Regions from separate parts of the Homo sapiens genome. Here regions 1, 3, 4, 5, 6 and 7 are each linked to region 2. Evidence: chromatin contacts called from ENCODE Hi-C data. All regions are on one chromosome and are shown on one strand. The core of a region is the stretch at or near the end of the contact, and the rest is flanking DNA. Distances in the headings are between cores, read along the strand shown. Region 1 has its middle 61 kb from the start of NAMPT-AS1. Region 2 overlaps LOC101927902 (a long non-coding RNA gene). Region 3 holds the start of NAMPT-AS1 (NAMPT antisense RNA 1). Region 4 has its middle 110 kb from the start of CTB-30L5.1. Region 5 overlaps PIK3CG (phosphatidylinositol-4,5-bisphosphate 3-kinase catalytic subunit gamma). Region 6 holds the start of PIK3CG (phosphatidylinositol-4,5-bisphosphate 3-kinase catalytic subunit gamma). Region 7 holds the start of NAPEPLD (N-acyl phosphatidylethanolamine phospholipase D).

Evidence for each region. Hi-C counts contacts between places; a loop is a spot of excess contacts on that map. Pooled maps may share reads with other maps.
Region 1: a loop to region 2 is called in a map of naive thymus-derived CD4-positive, alpha-beta T cell, with 9 times the contacts of the local background. The contact joins two enhancer-like sites. A Hi-C loop is called at or near these places in 1 of 168 maps with a recorded cell type or tissue (naive thymus-derived CD4-positive, alpha-beta T cell), 3 of 37 single-sample maps with no recorded cell type and 11 of 50 pooled maps.
Region 3: a map of natural killer cell shows a loop between it and region 2 (5-fold over the local background). The contact joins the promoter of NAMPT-AS1 here to the enhancer-like site in region 2. A Hi-C loop is called at or near these places in 2 of 168 maps with a recorded cell type or tissue (naive thymus-derived CD4-positive, alpha-beta T cell and natural killer cell), 15 of 37 single-sample maps with no recorded cell type and 15 of 50 pooled maps.
Region 4: a pooled map shows a loop between it and region 2 (14-fold over the local background). The contact joins two enhancer-like sites. A Hi-C loop is called at or near these places in 2 of 37 single-sample maps with no recorded cell type and 3 of 50 pooled maps.
Region 5: a map with no recorded cell type shows a loop between it and region 2 (5-fold over the local background). The contact joins two enhancer-like sites. A Hi-C loop is called at or near these places in 3 of 37 single-sample maps with no recorded cell type and 2 of 50 pooled maps.
Region 6: a map with no recorded cell type shows a loop between it and region 2 (12-fold over the local background). The contact joins the promoter of PIK3CG here to the enhancer-like site in region 2. A Hi-C loop is called at or near these places in 2 of 37 single-sample maps with no recorded cell type and 10 of 50 pooled maps.
Region 7: a pooled map shows a loop between it and region 2 (19-fold over the local background). The contact joins the promoter of NAPEPLD here to the enhancer-like site in region 2. A Hi-C loop is called at or near these places in 9 of 50 pooled maps.

What each region holds. Positions count from the first base shown.
Region 1 is chr7:106,344,436-106,347,319 of GRCh38, forward strand. No RefSeq gene overlaps it. Among named protein-coding and RNA genes, the nearest start is that of NAMPT-AS1, 61 kb to the left of the region's middle. RefSeq lists an enhancer at 1,702-2,884. Within about 2 kb of position 1,601, at least 4 of the 41 ENCODE cell types and tissues checked have a DNase peak (open chromatin) inside an H3K27ac peak, as active enhancers do.
Region 2 is chr7:104,943,840-104,946,539 of GRCh38, forward strand. All of the region lies in intron 1 of LOC101927902 (a long non-coding RNA gene), which reads left to right. Among named protein-coding and RNA genes, the nearest start is that of LHFPL3-AS2, 19 kb to the left of the region's middle. RefSeq lists enhancers at 60-119, 760-809, 1,120-1,429, 1,223-1,517, 1,750-1,819. Within about 2 kb of position 1,337, at least 37 of the 41 ENCODE cell types and tissues checked have a DNase peak (open chromatin) inside an H3K27ac peak, as active enhancers do; they include natural killer cell, where a contact is called at or near this core.
Region 3 is chr7:106,283,783-106,286,507 of GRCh38, forward strand. It overlaps NAMPT-AS1 (NAMPT antisense RNA 1), which reads left to right and starts at 1,464. Exons shown (of 1, transcript NR_186647.1): 1 at 1,464-2,544. NAMPT (nicotinamide phosphoribosyltransferase) reads right to left here and starts at 1,201. Exons shown (of 11, transcript NM_005746.3): 1 at 1,046-1,201. The coding sequence starts at 1,102. RefSeq lists silencers at 531-890, 1,161-1,700.
Region 4 is chr7:106,483,350-106,486,069 of GRCh38, forward strand. No RefSeq gene overlaps it. Among named protein-coding and RNA genes, the nearest start is that of CTB-30L5.1, 110 kb to the right of the region's middle. Within about 2 kb of position 1,327, at least 5 of the 41 ENCODE cell types and tissues checked have a DNase peak (open chromatin) inside an H3K27ac peak, as active enhancers do.
Region 5 is chr7:106,894,030-106,896,886 of GRCh38, forward strand. All of the region lies in intron 10 of PIK3CG (phosphatidylinositol-4,5-bisphosphate 3-kinase catalytic subunit gamma), which reads left to right. Among named protein-coding and RNA genes, the nearest start is that of PIK3CG, 30 kb to the left of the region's middle. Within about 2 kb of position 1,347, at least 4 of the 41 ENCODE cell types and tissues checked have a DNase peak (open chromatin) inside an H3K27ac peak, as active enhancers do.
Region 6 is chr7:106,863,752-106,866,535 of GRCh38, forward strand. It overlaps PIK3CG (phosphatidylinositol-4,5-bisphosphate 3-kinase catalytic subunit gamma), which reads left to right and starts at 1,531. Exons shown (of 11, transcript NM_001282426.2): 1 at 1,531-1,675. RefSeq lists an enhancer at 1,603-1,702.
Region 7 is chr7:103,147,558-103,150,369 of GRCh38, forward strand. NAPEPLD (N-acyl phosphatidylethanolamine phospholipase D) reads right to left here and starts at 1,542. Exons shown (of 5, transcript NM_001122838.3): 1 at 1,254-1,542. It overlaps LOC105375434, which reads left to right. Exons shown (of 3, transcript XM_047421168.1): 2 at 1,461-2,812. The coding sequence ends at 2,263.

The DNA.
Region 1 (2,884 bases), core at 351-2,850, 1.4 Mb after region 2:
CAGAGGAACTCGTTCCACTGACATAGGCAATACTCCTAACCCTACCAGCTGTCTTACAAGGGTGTGTTGCTGCTCACTGGAGAAAATGAAAGAAAAGGTATATATTCAACAAAAATCCTGCCAGAAACAATTCACATTCTTCCGTACAGGTAGCTTACAAAGGGGCACAATATGGGATGGGTTTATATTAATCATATCTCATACTTTTCATGAGGTTATGTCATCTTACTGCTCAGAAACCTCCAATAGCTCTCACGACTTAATCAAACTCCTTATCTTAGCATTGTAGGCCTTCCGGCTGTCATTCAGGCTTCATGGCACTTTATTAATACAATATTCCTTTCCCTTCCCCGCTACATGTCACCTATACTTTAGCCAAATGGGACCACATACTATTGTTCTAACCTGCTCCATAAATTTCTGCCTCCATGCTTTTAGAAATTGTATTCTCTGCATTCTAAATGTTTTCCTGTCATGTTGACCATAGAAGTGCTTCCCTTCCCTGAGATCTGTGGTAAGTGCTACCTCACTTATGACACCCTTCCTGATTTCCTCTATCTAGTGATCTCACTTCCCCATGGACTCTGAGAGCACTTTAGTGGTAACGTGTTTATAGACTTACCACATTCTTCCGGATATTTGAGCTGTTACTGTAACAGAGTCACGATGCTTACTTCCGCACTTGATGTTTTCCAAAATATTGATGGCTGAGAGTGAGAACAATCTGTTTTAATTCTGCCAGTGATTATTAAATTTATCTTTGAAGAAGGGTAGATCTTTGAGTTTTGGAGAAGAATAAGACTTAAGGGAGTTTTAGATTATACAAATGAAAGATAATCTTTTGGAATACAGAGACTCTGGTCCAATGTTTCTCAATTTGGTTTCCACAAAACCTTAAAGTTCAATATGTCATCACTAGGGGTTTGTAAGAGATTTTGATTTAAAACCTAGACATCAACTTTCGAAGTTTGCATACTTTGAGGATAGATAGTGGCTAAGCAGACATGTCAGCAATTTCATTCGGGGTCTTTCAGCCCCATTGTGGCAGTGTGCAATAGGATTGTATTTGTTTGTGCCCAGTTTGGTTTATGATGCAAGCTATGGGAGGTTACTGGTAACTGATGAGTGCTATATTGCACAGACGAGAGGGGTGGTAAATGGATGACATGAGTTTTTCCTTCTCTAACTATTTCCCCTAAACTCCCCTTATGCACTACAGGATGACTCACAGGACCAAACAAGCTTTGCTAGTATAACTAAAAATGAGGGGAAATTTAATTTTCATTCTAAAGGCTCAGCTGCACCCTGCCCCACCTCCTGCCCCCAGTTTTGTTGTGGTTACAAACATGGCAAAACATAGGTTGAAAAAGACTAAAAGTGATTTCTCCAGTGATTGATGAGTTTGGGGGGATTTTTAAATTTTACTATGCTCTTATGTTTTACACTTAACTCATGTTTGTATTTTATAAACATGTTTGATAACCCAATGTGGTAATTTTTGAAGGTGAGATGTGAGATGGAAGAGGAAAATTTTAGGCCTGGGGATAACCCTGATAAGGGTAGTGATGATGAATTATAACCTTCTGAGTCATTTTCCTGTGTGATTGGAACAAAGGACACAGAAAAAGTCCATCTTTATGATGAAAGACCCTTACCAAGGAGCTTCTATAGGCTGATTATCCAAATTTTCTTATTTTATTGAGAATCATCCATGTGAGGAGGCCAGCAAGATTTTTCTGTAAAGAGGCAGGTGGCAAATATTTTAGGTTTTTCAGATCACATGTAGTCTCTGTCACATATTCTTCTTTGTCTTTGTCTGCTTGTTTAAATGCTTTAAAAATGTAAAAGCCAATCTTAGCCCTGAGGGCTGTACCAAAGCAGGCCTCTGGTGAGGTTCGGCCCATGGGCTGTCATTTGCCAATCCCTGCTATGTCAAACAACTTAGAGATGTGGGAATGGCTCCAATAAAAAAAAAAAAAGAAAACCCAAACAAAACAAAAACCCTTAAATATAAGTCATAGGTATTCGAGAAGTAAAGATGCTGATTACTTTAAGCAGCTATTAGAATCTTAAAACAAACAGTAACTCTTGTTAAAAACACACAAACACACAAACAAACAAGAAACAGGTACATTCAGTGAAAAGGACCAGGGAGCAAGTTATTTAGTAGCAGAACTTACTGTCTTAAACAGGAAAAGTCACACAGTTGGTAAGGCTAACAATGTGATCATGTAAAATTACTGTGAATCAAAGGCTAGGAAAAGATGCACTACAAGAAACTGAAAAGGTTCCACAGCCTCAAACAGTGTCATATGGTGAAGTATTGATGACACGTCACACAACTTTGAAGAGGTTTTGTGACATACCCTGAAAAACCGCAGCTTCCTTTTCTAGGTTGATGAGTCAGGGGATTTCACCAATAAATGTCATACTTAGCATTTGTAAGATTTGCAAGTAATTGTGAAATTCAAGAAAACAAAGAGTGGCCCATAACAAGGAAAGGCCAAGATATAATTAATGTTTGGCCTTCATATCTATAAACAAAAGGTCTAAGAACTACATTGACATGAACACTGATAGTGCTCTGTCAAATTTGGTTCTATGAGAGCTTTTGCATCTTATTAAATGAAAAAAGTTTCTCACATTTTCACAACACATTGGCTTCTTCAAAGAGAATGTCAAACATTCTTGGAGATGAAATGAAAGTTTTAGATAATATTACAAAATGGCTATCTTTGTTATATAAAGGCTAACTTGAGAATACTTTTAAAACTGAAAAGGTGTCGATAAAGGCCACAGAAATATCCTGCTATACACAGAAATTTGGTGGCTCAGCAGAGGAAGCATTTTCAACAGGGTGTTTGAGCTAAAAGATGAAATTCAA
Region 2 (2,700 bases), core at 87-2,586:
CCATCAAGGGCCACAGCCTCAGTCCCCCACCTAAGTGAGGAAGTGTCTGCTGGTTGCTGGTAGGAGCAGGTCCTGTGAGGGCAAGGGTCAGAAGGACAGAGGAGTCTTCTTATCCTGGCTGCTCGCCTTTTCCCTCTGGTCACCTCACCCTTTTGCATGTTCAAAATCTATGCTCATCTTATCTAGCCCATTCCTCTTGGCTAAAGCCAGCACACATCCTGTTCCTCTCAATGGGAGAACTATCCGGGCAATTGCATTTAAAGGTTTTCTTGCATTGGTTCGGAATTTGCCCTGGCTCTGCCCTTATTTCCTGATCCCAGTGTAGTTTCTTTATTCAGGTGTGCAAAAGAGTGAGCTATTTTGTTATGGAGGCAGAGAGAAACAACCTCAGGTTCCTCTAATAATGCCTTTAGAACTCTCTTCTGAATAACTGGGGCGTTAAATTCATCGACAAAATCCCTTTGGGAGATACACCATCTGGGGACCCCCTCAAAGGTAGATATCTGGGCTAATTTGACTGCTATTTTGCAGGAATGCAGGTGGGCAAAAGATAGTTTCCACTAGGTCAGAATGTTTTTTCCACTTTCTGTTCTTTGTTATTTTGCTCACTTCCGGTGTGAAAGCACTGAATTTCAGAATTAGATGAAACTTATAGTAAAGGCCTGCCACAAGGTCTTTGTCAACCCCATATCCTGGTGACCAAACTAGATTTCATGACGTCAATCATTTCAAAAACACAGGCTCTTCCAACGGCGTCAGCAAGCAGAAATCCTGTTCACAAACACTGTTCTAAATCAGTCTTTATTTTATTTTATTTTTTTTGAGACAGAGTCTCACTCTGTCGCCCAGGCTGGAGTGCAGTGGCACTATCTTGGCTCACGGCAACCTCCACCTCCCGGGTTCAAGGAGTTCTCCTGCCTCAGCCTCCCGAGTAGCTGGGATCACAGGTGCCTGCCACTACACCCAGCTAATTTTTTGTATTTTTAGTAGAGACGGAGTTTCACCATGTTGCCCAGGCTGGTCTCAAACTCCTGACCTCAGGCGATCCGCCCGCCTCGGCGTCCCAAAGTGTTGGGATTACAGGCATGAGCCACTGCGCCCAGCCAAATCAGTCTCTTAATACTGAGTCTGAATCTCTTGAGATTTTAGCCCCTCAGTGCTGACCTGATGGAGATGTGCCTTTTTTTTTTTTTTCCGGGGAAGTATTCACTTCAACTCCCACAACCCCCGAGGAATGACTAGTGGGTTTCTTTCCCCTCCCCTCGGGTGGCCTTGTGAGGAAGCCAGGAAGTACTGTGAGCGGCAGGGCCTGGGAGAGCCCCTGTGGCCGACAGGAGGAGATCAGCCTTCATCGCACTCTCAGAAACGGAAGTGTGGGCGTGTGTTATGTTGCTGCAGCAACCAAAGGCAACCGAGCAGCAAACCTCAGATGACTGAGCCCAGCCCATTCAACGAGGGGGAGTTTCAGGTGGCCTGTGTTCCCCAGGGACTGGGCCTAGCTCAATCGGGAAAAGTCAGCATCCAAAAGTCCTCAATGACGCAGAGGAAGCCAGGAGAAAACAGTCAATGGCTAGTCATCACTGATTCGTGGTCACAGGCGTTAGAACAGGAAGGATCTGCACAGATCAGCCTCTCCCACCCCTCACTTTCCTGATAAAGGAACTAAAGTCCGGAAAGTACTTGCTCAGAGTCCTACTGCCAGTGGGTGTGAAAGCCAGAACCACCACCCTCATTGCCTTCTGTATACATAGCTTTAACAGTTTGCAAACACTCTTATATGCTTTAATTTCATCTGATCCTGGACTGAGAGCAAATATTTGTATTTCAACCAAAAGGCCAAATGCTCAGTTTCCTCATCTGAGAGGATAATAAGAGTACTTTTCTAATGGAATTCTTTTTTTCTTTTAATTTTTGGTAGAGACAGGGTCTCACTATGTTGCCCAGGATGGTCTTGAACTCCTGGCCTCAAGAGATCCTCCCAACTGCACCTCTCAAGTGCTAGGATTACAGGCATGAGCCATTGCTCCCTGTCCTCTAATGGAATTTTTGTTAGGATTAAATGAGTTAATAGTTTGGAGATTTGAGAGACTATAATAGAGGAAACCTCTCTTCCCTTCCCAAGTTCTGAGTAATTAAGAGCTGGGCAAGGAGAAATAAAAACAAATGGGATTGGCCAGGAGCAGTGGCTCTCTCCTGTAATCCCAGCACTTTAGGAGGCCAAGGCAAGCAGATCACTTGAGGTCAGGAATTCAAGACCAGCCTGGCCAACATGGAGAAACCCTGTCTCTACTGAAAATACAAAAATTATCTGGGTGTGGTAGTACACACCTGTAATCCCAGCTACTCGGAAGGCTGAGGCAGTAGAATCACTTGAACCCAGGAAGTGGAGGTTGCAGTGAGCCGAGATCACCCCACTGCATTCCAGCCTGGGTGACAGAACGAGACTTCATCTCAAAAAAAAAAAAAAAAAAAAAGCAAATGGGATCAAAACATCAACTTTATCACTGATACATTTTATATAGGAGTCCATGGTTTACATTTGTGGGTAAGTGAATGCCAGAATTAGGCAGGGTACCCACGCAGGCTGGGGCATGCCCCCCAGTTGGAAACTGTCCCTGTAAACAGTGGAGCCTGGGAGAGCAGAGCCCAAAGCATGCTCTGGAGGAGGATGGCTGCCAAGAGGACAGAGATGGGCTGAGC
Region 3 (2,725 bases), core at 214-2,713, 1.3 Mb after region 2:
CTTAAGTAAAATGGAATTCTCTAAAATACTTTCTCGGAATATCGGAGGAGGGCTAAAAACAAAGGAAAAAAAAAGAATCAAAACAAAAACATGAGAGTACTATGTTTTACCACTGTATTCCAAACCACTATGCTGCTCAAGTAAAATTTACTTTACCTCTTCCCTTCACTACTGCGTGCTTCATATCAACTGAATGTGGCAGCTACCCACACAAGTGTTCAATGGGCATGTGAACGCAACGCTGTGCCATTTCCCTCTCCACATGTTCTCTAGGGTTAAAACTACAGTTCCTTTAAATCCTCGTGTTTCATTTTCCTTTTCACAGAAATCCTGTAATGACCCTAAAGCAGATAAGAGCAGAGCGGCCTCTACACCCAGGGATAAGGAGCACGAGCAATCACTAGGTGCCAAGGAGTTTGAAACGGAGCCCGGCGGAGTGGGACAGGGGAATCCACTACGGCTACCGGGGCCAGGCGAGTGTCCTCCGCGCCGGAGCCGCAGAGGACCGCGGCTGCTCCGGCGCCCGCGCCAGGACTTCTCCCACCTCGCGCCCCGGGAGACTTACCTGCCCAGCCAGGGGCGAGCGCGCCGGGCTGGCCCGGGGGAAAGCCCCGCTCACTCTCCACTGCGGGTCCCCGGGGCCGTTACCTAACTGGTCCCAGCTCCAGGCCAAGAGGCCGCGCTTCAGGGAAGGGCATGCGCTCGCCGGCGACGCCCAAGCCCCGAGCCCCGAGCCCCGAGCACCGGCGCCCGGGAGTCCGCTGGGGCCCGCCTCAGCCCCCCGCCGCGCCGCCGCCGCCGCGCGCCCCCAGGCCCCGCCTCCACCGCCCAGCCCTCCATCCTCCTCAAGCCACCTCCTGCCCACTGCGGCGCCTCCTCACCTGCCCCAGCCGCCGCCGCCCGCGCCTCCCCCGGGCCTCCCCGCGCCGCGACCCTAGCCCCAGCCCCAGCCCCAACCCCAGCCCCAGCCGCCCCCGCCCCCCTGCCGCGCGCTCGTCCCCAGCGCGCCCCGCTCCTCCTCATCTGCCCGGGCCCCGAGCTTTACCTTGTAGGAGTCGGTGGCCAGGAGGATGTTGAACTCGGCTTCTGCCGCAGGATTCATCTCGGGCCGGAGGACAGGGGCCGCGCGCCGCGAGCTCCCTGGCGCGGCTGCGAGGAAGGAGAAAAATGAGCTTCACCGCGCTCCGTTGCTTAAGTCACTGCTCGGTCGGCGGAGGAGGGGGAGAGGGGGAAACGGAGAGAGGGGAGGGGTCAGAGGAGGGCGGGCCCGGGAGCCGTGACGCGGCGCGGGTGACGGCTGCGGCGGCTCGCGTGCTCGCAGTCTGGGAGCTCTGGCGGACTCCCCACCTCGGTTCCCCCGCCTTCACCCCGTCACCCTCCGGGGGCCGAGAAAGGGCGGGGCGCGGCAGCGCGCTGCGCAGTGCGCGGAGGCGGGGCGGGGAGGAGGACGTGATGCACGCGCTCTTCCTCCCAGACGCCAGCTCTGGGAAGCTGGAGGCAGCGGGGCAGCCCCGGCGCGTGACCCGGGCGCTTACCTAAGTTCGAGTTCCCGGCACGGGCGCGGGAGGGCGGGGCCTGGAGGGGGCGTTCCCAGCTTTGCCAGTGCCACGAGGAGCCGGTTCGCCCGCCCCGCCTGGGACCTTCCGTCCTACCCAGTCCTGGCCGGTTTTCTGGGTCCTCCTGAAGTCACGCCACCCGGCTAGGGGGCGAGGAGCCTCCTACTGCCCATCTTCCCGTCCACCACGCGCAGTTACTCACCTTTGTCTCCGGCCTGGATTAAGGATCCAGCCTTTCGCCTCCATCCCTCTTGTCCCTCCTGATCCTCCTGACCCTGTCTTTAAGATCCCAGGAGCTGCGGTGAGGAGTGAGGCTGAGGGGCCCCTTTCATCTGATGCAGCGACTCCGCTTTCCTCCGGCGGCTCTGTCTATGGCTGAGCTCTTTGATCCTTTGAGAGATGGTTTGACTTTTCCCGAGCAAAGAGCCTGCGTTGAAAAGCGGGGGTGGAATTCAGTCCTCACAGATAATGAGGGGACAAGACCTAATTGAACCGAGTATTGCCGGGAAGGAAAAGGCAACGGGCCAAGCCTTTGACAGGGTGCGACACTGACTTTTATCATCGTTATAGTCTTTAAATCCTGGGAAACGAGTTGGCAACCCCAAAATAAAGAAGTGTAATGACGTCTGATGACTTCACCCAAATACAGACCATTCCAAGAAAGACTTGCGCAGTTCTCATGCGTGGTTGCGTTTTTGCATAAAACTAAGATTCCCTTTGTCCGCATGTTTAATAGCTTAAAAATAAATTGAGGTTTTTATCGGATAAAAGTAGCCAGGAAAAAGTGATACAGTGAAAACGATTACAGGATATTTATAGACTTGTCTTTCAAGTTATTAGAAGTCTCATTCTATCTGGGGGCAGTGATGGTGGTGGTGGTAGTGGAACTTGTGAATTGAGATTCATAGTGGAACTTGTGAATTGAGATTCATCTCGAAACTGGAGGCATGGCTGAGACTTCTAATAAAGACAACCTCAGTCAACACTATGTCTTGAAGTCAGTATATATTTTTGACAATCACCTCATCTACACGTAGATACAATACAGGGCAAAGATCATGGAAGTGGAAGGTATCACCAGGCACTCACCAATGTAGTAAATACTAGTACACTTACAATTATTTTCAGCAACGAGGTTTGAAACAAGAGGGCTTATGTATTTATTGGTT
Region 4 (2,720 bases), core at 77-2,576, 1.5 Mb after region 2:
TCTGAAAATATGATAGATTTTTTAAATCCTGCTACATGAATTACTTGTATTTTTTACTAAATGACTTTTTTTTTTTCTATTTACTTTGCACTTGGCCTCTCAAATTGGAGGCTTTTTCAAATATTTGGTGATCTTTGGCTATCCTTTGTCATATAAAAGTGAGGCACAAAAAAAATCTTAGAGAGAACGAGGCTTGTTGACCAAGTAGCAAGAAGACTTTTTTATTGTGTGATCCCCAGATGTCAAAATTGATCTTTTCTCTGGGTCTGCTTAGTGTTACACTAGTTAGTTTAGCTAGGATAGGCAAGGTTAGCTACAGGAAAAGAAAAAATAAAAAGAATAAAACAACTCTGTGGCTTAACACAATAAATATTTATCATTCCCACTATATGTCCAGTGATAATTGGTGATGGGCTCTGCTCCAGTCACAGAATTACTCCAAACCATCTTATGATGTCACTGTTTCACCAAGATACCTCATTTGTCATAGCAGGAAAAAAAGCAAGCATGGAAACTCGCATATTGTCTGTTGAATGTGTCCACCTGGAAGTAGTATACATGACTTGTACTTTTACTTAATTGACTGAAGCAAATTGTAGGTCCACACCTAGCCTCAAAGAGTGGGGAAGTGCAGCCCTCCCAAGTGTCCAAAAGGAGAGGGTAGCCAGAAATACTGGAGAGCAGCACCAATGTTTACCACAATGACTGATTCATTCTCTTAAAAATAGTATGCTTGCATGCCTGTAATCCCAGCATTTTGGGAGGCTGAGGCGGGTGGATCACGAGGTCAAGAGATTGAGACCATACTGGCCAACATGGTGAAACCCCGTCACTACTAAAAATACAAAAATTAGGTGGGCATGGTGGCGCGTGCCTGTAGTCCCAGCTACTAGGGAGGCTGAGGCAGGAGAATCGCTTGAACCCAGGAGGCAGAGGTTGCAGTGAGCAGAGATCATGCCACTGCACTCCAGCCTGGGCAACAAGAGTGAAACTCCATCTTAAAAAAAAAAAAATAAGCTTGCAGTCCTCATTCCTCCTCAGCAGATATTATTCAGATACTCAACATCCACTTGGTGAAGTATTGATAAATTGCTTCTTTTACTATTATTTTTTCTGATGAAGTATGTTGACTAACTTAAGGAGAACTTAAGAAAAATTAGATGAAAACAAAAGGATTCCTCTGCCTGCTAAACTTTTTATTGTTGTAAGAAAGCAACAAAAAACCACTGAATTCCTATTTTTCCATCATCCTATGTCTTCCTAAAGTCATCCTTAATTTCATCACAGCACCACTGATGAGGCAAAGCCAGGGTGGAAATGAAGGTGGCAGTAAGCTGAATTGTAACTTGGAACTGGCTGTGGCCAGCCTCCACGTGACCAATTTTGTAATTTATTATTAACTTTATGCAGCTACACACAAAAGGGAGTGAAGATTGCACAAGAGGCTCTGCTAATAGCAAAGTCTTTTAGGACCTAGAGCTGTGAACTACAAACAGTTTATCTTCAAGTGCCCAGGAAGTGATGGTAGAATTCAGGTTGCCTGACAGAAGCAATTTAGATTCTTCAGCAATAGAGGAGAGTTTGAATGTGAAGACATTCTCCTCTCAAACTTATATCACCTTGAAGAGTGGACAAATCCCAAGCTTTACTGTTTCGGGCTACCAGGCACAAATGTGATTGCAAACCAGACAAAAGTGTCCCCACAAGTTCATGAGCAGATTTTAAAACCAACCTGTTTCTCTGCCTCTGGTTTCAAAGAAACTAATTGCTCAGGATGCACACAGATGGTGTCTGACTCATTGTTTCTTTCCTTCATGTCACTGGATGTTAAATTAGTAATGGTAATAAACAACCACATATATTCACAGAGAAAAATGTATGAAGCTAAAATTAGAATCTTTGTCATGCAACATTGATTTGTTCCAGAAGTTGGAGCTAGATTGGTCAGCAAGTGAATGTTTCAGCCTTGTCACTCCAAGTCTTTTTGAGCCCTGAGCACAGACAACCCTAGTGTCATTGACCTTAATAAATGGAGAGTTGCTGAGAAAGCTTCTAGTCCACTGCCAGGCCTCCAGCTGTGGCCTTCCAGTACACACGCCCCTCCTCAGCTCAGACAACTTAGTGCTCTATGCACTTGCTGCTGTGCAGGGGACCTCAACACCTCTAGAATGCAGTACAGAAGTTGCCATTTACATCTTTAAGGTCCTAGACATGTGGCAGCTTATTTGCTAACTGAAGTCGCCACACTGATCAGTCATTGGATGCAGGCCACCCTGGGAAAGGGTGTGACATTGGAGGAGGTAGGTTTCTGCAGAGGGGACAATCCATAAAGGGGCTGACAGTTGAAGGCTGTTGGCCCATGACATTCTCAGGAGCTGGGGCAATGAGGCTTCACTGATGGGGGAGCTGGGCAGTGCATCCTTGTGTCTAGCGCACGGCTACTTCAAGTCACTTTTCCCAGAAGACTCTTCTATCACAATTGAAACTTCTTCAAGTTTCTGCCTGAGATAAGCTTTCTCCATGGTTTTCAGACCAACATCACTTGCCCCAAACTCTCCACCCCTTCTCATGATCAGTCTCATTTTTTTCTCCACTTTATTTGATTTGTCACACTGTCTCATGGATATCTGTCCCTAGATGGGTAAGCTTACTTCTACATTTATGGTTATGTTCACTTAGTAGCTTTTCTCCACTGTTTACAATAGTCAGCTCTGTCTGTA
Region 5 (2,857 bases), core at 97-2,596, 2.0 Mb after region 2:
ATAGATGCAGTCCATGGTTGACCAAAACATTGTTATGCAGTACATGACTGTATATAGGACTTGTGATGTACAGTTTTAAATTAGCCTCCTTCCCCAACCCATTGTGGATTGTTTCCTTTCCTTTTTTCAGCCAATTCTAACTAATGCTATTTTGACTTTTGTATCTCCAAATAGTCCACCTTAAATCCTTTTTGGAACAAGGCTGAAGGATAAATCACACACACACACACAGACACACACACACACCCCTACGTGCACGCTATCAGAATATTGACTAAAGTAGAATAGCTTATTGTAGCATTTAGGTTTCTAATGTGCTTCTAGCTAAATATTCGAGAAGATGACAGTACAGCCCTTCTCCTGGTAAACAGAGCTAGTCTGAGAATCACTTTTCAAGTACTTACAGATAAAAATCCTAATTCAAACTCATCAAATGCATGGCCAAGTACCAGACACACTCCTCTTTTGGATTTACCAGAAAGTGTGCTCTCATGCACTGTTAGGTCTAATAATCAGTGACCTTCTCTGTTTTGCCAAAATAATTCCTAAAGACTGGCTAGCCAATGCATTGATTTTTATTAAAAAAACAAAATAACAAAATAAAATTCTCTGCCTTTGACTGGAATGATTTTTATCCATTGTCTCCTTCCTCTAGCAGACAGAGGCAACATTACTATTTAGGAAAAGTAAGTGGAGGTTCCACTTCATTTCTAGATGAAAATGGAGGATTTTGATGTTAAGTATTTCATGTGACCTCAGACAGTCTGTAGCAGCCACAGCTCATCAGTGGTTAATAAATTAGTAGATTGTATATAAAAGTAGTTTGTTTTCAGTTTAGTGAACTGATAGTTGGGGCAGTTAGCAAATCAAGTAAAAGTTTGGGCCCTGAAATGATAATGAATTCCTTTGTTCCCAAGACTTCTAAGGGCAGTAGCTTTGTAAAAACAATTCTTTCTGTTAGTACTAGATGCTATAATTAAGGCATTTGAATCAACAATGAAATTGAGAGCAGATGTACTACGTAGGCTCAATCTATTTATTAGCTACTAATGGAGAATGTTCTAGCTAATGGCATTAATAATAATGTAATGTTCCCCACATTTGTAGTCATTAACAAGTGCATTAAACCAAGTCCTCGAAGTCAGATTTTTCCCTTACTCTTCTTCTCTCAATAATACAAATCCTTCAACAGTCAGTTGAGAAGGAGAGAATGAGGATGTTTGAGGTCAAGGAGAGGCAGCCCTGGCAGAAGGGAAAATTACAGCCAGTAACTTCTGTGTTCTGTGTTTTCCCCTGAGCTCCCCAGGCCACATCCTCATAGTCCCTGAAACCACAGGCCTCTAGGCCAAGGTAGTGTCAGAACACTCCCACAGACCCTGTGGCTGAGTCCAAAAGGCAGAAATGAAACTTCTGGGACTGAGCGGGCAGGGCAGGTGCTCGGCTGTGCCCCCCAGGGTGAGAGAACCACCTGCAGGAAGCCAGTGTTGCTGTATGCTTCCATCCTGCCCACCTCAGTGGGCCAGCACCATGACAGCCTCCCTTTGACACTGGTTGGAGTGAGGCTTATCCCCAACTCCAACCTACCTCACCCCCTAGGCCTTTACTAAGAGACCTTGTGGGCAGATGGTCTAGAGGGACAGTGAGCCCCTTAGCGTTGAACAGTATGTGTATTCAATAATGCAGCTCCTCGTGGTATTGATTAGTAATCATAGCCAACTACTTATGTAGCACTTAAATCTCACCACAACAACATGAAATGGGTATCATTCTTATTATTCTTAATCTATATTTAAAAGAGGTTAAGTGACTTCTCCAGTGATATATAGTTTACCAGTAATAAAGCCAAAATTAGAATTCATTCAGCTTGATGTGAATCTGTGTTGTTAACCACCACAGCACACTGCCTTTCAGCAAAGGCTGATTAAAGCTGCACCAAGTCTCTAAGTGTGTACAGCCCATCAGAATCTCGACACTGTGTTTGACAAGCATGGGACGTGCAGTTAAACTGGGGAAGAAATTTCTTTCTCATAGAAGAGATCCTTGTGTGTGAAAATTAGAACTATCTGAATAAATTAGAATCAACAGAAATTCTTTATGTGAGTGAAATAGCCTTCGAGAAAAGCAGGACAGTTATTTCCTTTAACGCCTCTCCTTGGGTACAGCAGGGATAGGTGAATTCCTGCATCACTGCTTAACAAGTATTTACTGAGCACCAGTGGATTGGTGTTATAATAACTTGGCCTCAGGTTAATTTCCCTCCTTGAAAATGTTCTATTAAAAAGAGTTTGACCACACAGTGGGCTCACACAGCAGGGGATTTATGTGGATCCCCCAGTGTATGGAAGGACAGAAAATAATTAAAAATCAGAATGTACTCTAATTCAAAACCAAAAGGCGTCCCCATCTATGTCCTTGTGAAAATTGTGCAAGTTGGCAAATTAATGAGGCTGTTGCCTGGGGTGAAGTCTGCACTTAGCCTGTATAATTACTAAGAAATGAGAGAGACCTCAGTGGGTCCTACGGATGAGCAAAAGAAAATAATTTCCGGACATAAGTGGAGTCATTAAGAATGCAAGAGCACTAATGCACTGGGGCCACTTCCAGGGGACAAGTGATGGCTGGGCAGCAGCAGCAACAGCCCACACAAGTCTCCCGCTTCTTGGTGAACAGGGAGGAAATGCAGAGGGGATGGTAGGCAAGGGAGAGGACTGACGTTTATTGAGCCTTCACTATGTACCGGCCTCCATGCTGGGCGCTTTATGTATATTGTCTCACTTAGAAAATGCCAGAATATTCCATGGGTTTTGTATTGCTTAGGATGATGTGTACCCTGCCCAGCCTTGACATACAGAATGAC
Region 6 (2,784 bases), core at 281-2,780, 1.9 Mb after region 2:
CAGCCCTCCCACCCTCAAACCTCCTCCCACTCCACCCACCCCCAGGAACCCTCCCACACACTCTGGGTAAAACACAGCTTGGCAAGCTCTCACATCATGGCTTGGTGGCTACAGTGTGTTGATCTTCCCTCAGGACCAACCAAGAAAGCTAGCCTTGGTGCTTCTAAAGCTGCCAGCCTCCTAAGGGAGTATTCCTATATAGGAATATACTTTGAGAAGCTGATAAGACCCCTCTAAATATTTGGGAGGCAGCCTTTGAATTAAATTATTTGCCTGCTGATGTCAACTATTAGAGTGCTATTTAAAAGTTAAAACCCAAGAGGCATATGTAAAAGGAAATAAGTCAAATCAATCATTTATCTCAATATCAGAGTAATTCAGAGGAACTCTTAATTACATACCTCCAAGAGACTTGTGAGGTCAACTCCATTCTATCTGCTGCCCTTGAAGCTCAGCTGGAGTCCCTCAACACCCCGATTGGAGGATGAACTCTAGCATAGGGAATTCTGAGATGGAGGGAGGGGGCGCTGGTTCAGGATGCTTGGAGGTTCTAGAAAGAACTGAGGTCACCTGGAAGATACAACGCTACTCTAAAAATGATTCAGGATGGCTTTTCTATGCATTCTCTACTCCCATAGGAATCAGGGGCCACCTCCCAGGATGGAATCTGCCTGATGCTGTAACAGTGTTCAGCTCCCCAATTTCCCCATGATAACAGGCAACCTCCTTCTGTTTTGTCTACAGTTAATTAATCAGTCATTGCTGACAGTAAGGCTCCATCCTCAACACAGGATATTTTCTGAAGCATTAATTTTTGTTTCAATAGTTGATCCTTGTTTGGAATATAATGTGTTACAATGTAGTGGTACTTAGTATTAAAATCAAAATACCTTTTTATTCATCTTTCAATTTTAATACTTTTAGCATTTCAACCATTATTTGAAGGGTTACTTACTGCAGTATGTCACATTTATATACACACATGCACATGCTGCAGTGCTTTCAGTTTGAGCCAGTGATATTTTAGGCCCCAAATGCTCTGAAAAAATAGAGAAAGCTCTCACCAAGCTAAGGAAGTGAGCTTGCAGACCATGCCTTTAAAAATTTTCAGCTTGATAACTTAGTCCTCAAGATGACTAGGTTTCTCTTCCCCCACCCCTCAGTTAGCATGTGCGAACAAGGATTCTTTTGAATTCCCAGGAGGGGAATGAGTTTAATTTGACTGGTAAAAGTCTTCCTAATAGGATACCTAATACTGTGGCTCTTAGAACTAGCTACAAAGATATTTCATATGTTTATGTCTCATAATGGGTAATTTTGGTTTGGATTTATGTCATTTTGTCTCAGTATCACAATTTTTGAAAAATTAGTTCAAAGAGAAAAAAAAAAGAAAAGAAAAACCATGGTAAACATTGCTCAGTCTCATACTCCTACCCTCTCTATGCTAAAACAGGAAATGCATTTCTGACACTTTTAAAATGAGCAATCACACGTATAATCAACTTGGTTAAAACTTCCTTCCTGGTAACTGCAACACTTCCTCTGCATCTGGATATGAAGGGAGCCCCAGAAAAGCGGAAGAATTTAGACGCACACTGGGTAGGTTTGAATTTGTTTTGTTTTCAAAAATTAAACAAATGATCCTTCAGCATCATCGCCTCCGCTGCTTTATCAGGTATTGCTTCCTTCTATTTTTTGCTCTTTGTGGGGTCTGACTCGGAATAGTGGCACTTCCTTCTCGGCTAGATTATCTGAAACTGTTGTCGGTTCTTGAGATGATACTACCACCGAATGTCTGTGTTTCATTGTCTAGTCCAACCTGTATTGTGGATATCTACAACGTTCCGGCAATAGTTTTGCAGGTGCATCACATTTTTGTTTTTGTTTTGGGAGGAAAAGGGAGGGCACGGCAGCCAGGCTTCATATTCCTACAAGTGCATGCTTCAAGATTACTGTACTTACAGTGTTTCCAACATCTTCTCATAAAAGGGGAAAGCTTCATAGCCTCAACCATGAAGGAAACCAGTGAGTATTAGTCAGCCTGTTTTCCTCTGCATCTTATAAGATCGTTTGGTATCACTGAGGCAGAAGTTATTGCTGTGTATTTATATGCTGCCTAAATTTGGACATGTTTTATTTCAAGTTAGTGTCAATATCAATGTATCTTACAGTTCTCTTCTTTGTTAGTTATTCTATAATGTAGCAAAAGACCAAAATGAATGTTTTAAGCCACAAGAGACAGTTCTTTGGGACAGTTGGTTTCACTTACTAAGTATAACTTCATATTTTAAGAGAGGGAATATTGGTTTTAAAAGTTAAGCCAAGATTTGAACATAAGTTTGGATCAAATGAAATTTGTCTTTCTTATCTTCTTATCAAGCTCTCCTTTTTGGTATACATCAAATGCTCCACTATTTCTTAAGGAAATAATGTAGTTTTAAGTCTAACATTAGTTATTTAAGAGAGTAAACGATATTTTCTGAAACATTAATTTTTTGTTTCAATAATTGATTCGTTTAGAATATAATGTATTACAATGTAGTGATACTAAACATTGAAAGCAAAATACCTAATCTTTCAGTGTTAATACCTTTCAAATTTCAATTATTATTTGAAGGATTTCCTATTGCAGTATGTCCTATTTATACATAAGTGCTTTGTGAAGGGTAGGTACTTACTGAATTTTGTGGAAAGAGTGAGTAGGTTAATGAGAATAAATTTGTGAATTTGTGTTACAAAAATGAAAATATTAGAGCAAAAAAGAAGTTAAATGATTGGGGGTCT
Region 7 (2,812 bases), core at 292-2,791, 1.8 Mb before region 2:
CTCTCAGTTTACCAAACTCACAAATACTCAAAGTAACATAATACCCCTTTCGAACAAACACAAGAATGACTGTATCAACTAAAGTATAACCAAAACCCTGTGATGGAATGCTTATGCTAAAATGTTCTTCATATAGTTATAACTGGACTAATTTTAAAATTAGAATTTTGTAACATAGAATTTCTACAATATAATTTGGAATTCTGAGTGAAAATAAGGGTATGAGAAATACACTAAGTATTTTTATCTCTTGGAGACTTACCATAATTCTTGTAGCAGGAAAGCCTGCAGAATGTTAACAAAACAAAATCTCTGAAAATCCTGACTATATTTTCAGTTGACTTGAAACAAATTTAACCCCTCAATCTCTCCTTAAATTATTATTTTAAATAAGTACTTTTACCCTAAATTTCTTCTTTAACAGACCCAGTATTTTCTTGCAACAAAAATCACACTATTGTGGGATATAGGTAATCTTCTTTTTAAAGATTACATAACTTCTTTCTAAACGATGTCCATGTCTGCGGCTAATTCATAACCAATGTAACTGAAAATAGAAATGGAAATGTTAGAGATTTCCATTTTTTAACAAACATGGGAATTATTTCTCAATTTGAAGAACTGCATCTCAGGAATGACTTCCTGGACAAATTAATCAGAATTATCAAGTAGCAAACATTTCATGCTAAGCCAAAGCCAACCAGGTGAGTCAGTCATATTATAACATGTATATATAACAACGTACAGTAAAGGCAAAGACAAGAACTAAATGACTTTTTAAAAGGCTGTTAAACTTTACTCACTCCCTTAATATTTTCCAGGTTTAACTGACGTATAATGAATGCATGTGATCCCGGAACCCATGGAAGAGTATCTACCATATCGAGCTCTAGCTTGAAAAAAAAAAAAAAGGAAAAAACAAACAAACAAAACAACAACAACAAAAACCTATCTGAATACGTGTTCTGAAAAGCCCACAATAATACCCAATTTATAAGAAGCAAACAACCACAGAACAGAAAACTCAAGAAAGCACAGCCTTCCACCACCCCTCCCCAGCTAGCCCCATTTTTTTTTTTGCTCTTCATTTCCATTCCATAGTTAAATAAGTACACTTATTCCAAAATAAAAGGGGAGAAACCTGTTGGAATGGATTTTTAGAAGATAAACACTATAGATGAAGCAACAATAAGTTGCTCGGAGGAAGTTGTCGACCCATTCATTTACATACAACCAAAAGAAGATAAACCCACATGTATTCCTATCAGTGAAGATGCAACCTGGTAATTTGCAGGGAAGATAGGATCTCAAATCCCAGACAGCTACTCTCCCAAAGAGAAAAAAAATAATGCTGTGGCTCTTCACCGAGGCAGCTTCAGAGATGCAGGCTCCGCAACTCGCGAGGTGCGAAAATTCAAATGAAGCCCTGTCGCTCACAAGTGCGGCATCTCCGAGATGAGGGAGGGCTCGGGGACGGGAAACCCACTCTCAGCCCGCTCCACTTCGCCGAAGAATTCCAAACCACCCCAGGCTCAGCAGTGTGGATTGCTCCGCCCAGAGACCGTGGAGGAGGCAGCAGAGAGGTCACAGAGCACAGCAGGCGGGAGAAAACCGCCTCCCGCGAGGTCCAACAGAAACCACGGAGCTCCGGACACTCGGGATCCCGGGCCGCGGGCGCGCGGCCAGAGCGGCGGGGTGCGAGCGCGGGGGTGCGGACTCACCTCGCGCTTGGGGTGGCCGGGAGCGCGCGCCGCCTCAGTTCCGCGGCTTCCGGCCACAGAGTCCCCGCGCAAAGCGCCGCCGCGTAGCGGGAGGGGCGACCGCGGCAGGCGCTCGGGTTCTTCCTAACCCGAGCCCGCCGCGCTGGCTCCGCCGAGGACGCCAGCAGCTGCAGGCAGCGCTTCAGCTCTCGCCGCCTCGCCATCGTTGGGGCGAGTCGTCGCCGGGTCACTCCCTTATTATGACCTTCGAATCTGACAGCAGGGCCAGCGGTGGCCTCCTTCAGGCTGCCTCTCCAGCCCTTACCAAGATGGCCGCCCCTGTGGGCCGGGGCGCCGAAGCCATCTTGGTAAAGGAAGCGCCTGGGAGCACGCGGCCTGCCCCGGCCCGCCTCGCGACTCAAACACTCTGCAGGGACCCTCCTAAGATCAAATTGGTTCCCCCCGCTGTCCTAAGCCAGAGGCTTACTTTCAGATCGCATGAACGCATTCCTGGACACCAGCCACAGTTGCTAAAACTAAATGGGATCCTGCAGACCCATTGACGGACTGTCATAGCCAACTCAATCACAGTCGAGAAGCATTTGAATACTTACAGCCTATGGCGCTAGGATCCTGGTAGCGAAGAAACTAAACTCTAATTTGAAATGTTGTACAGTACGTATTGAATATTAATGGGAGCACGGCATTGTTCACTGTGTGATCGTTTACTTTTAAAATGATGTCACAGCCCCCTGGTACACACGGTTCTCATCTAAATTTGCATCTTTTTTAACGCTAGGATAACTATGAAAGAGCATACGATTGTGATTCTGAGTTTCTTACTGGATTTGCTTTTTAAACTGCAGAATGAAATTAGTTGTTTCAAGAAGTAAAGTACAGGCATGTCGAAGTAAAATTCAACAATGGGTTGTTGGGCAAAAAGATTATAAAAGTCCTGGGGTGTGCCAGGGTCAAAAAAAAAAAAAAAAGCTTGTCCCTGGGGTTATCTTGGCAAAAAAGAAACCACCACCACAGGTTCTAAATGCAGATAAGACTGGCAGAAAAATGCAGACCAAACTATTCTGCATTTTGAAAGTGAATGTGCCTGTGTG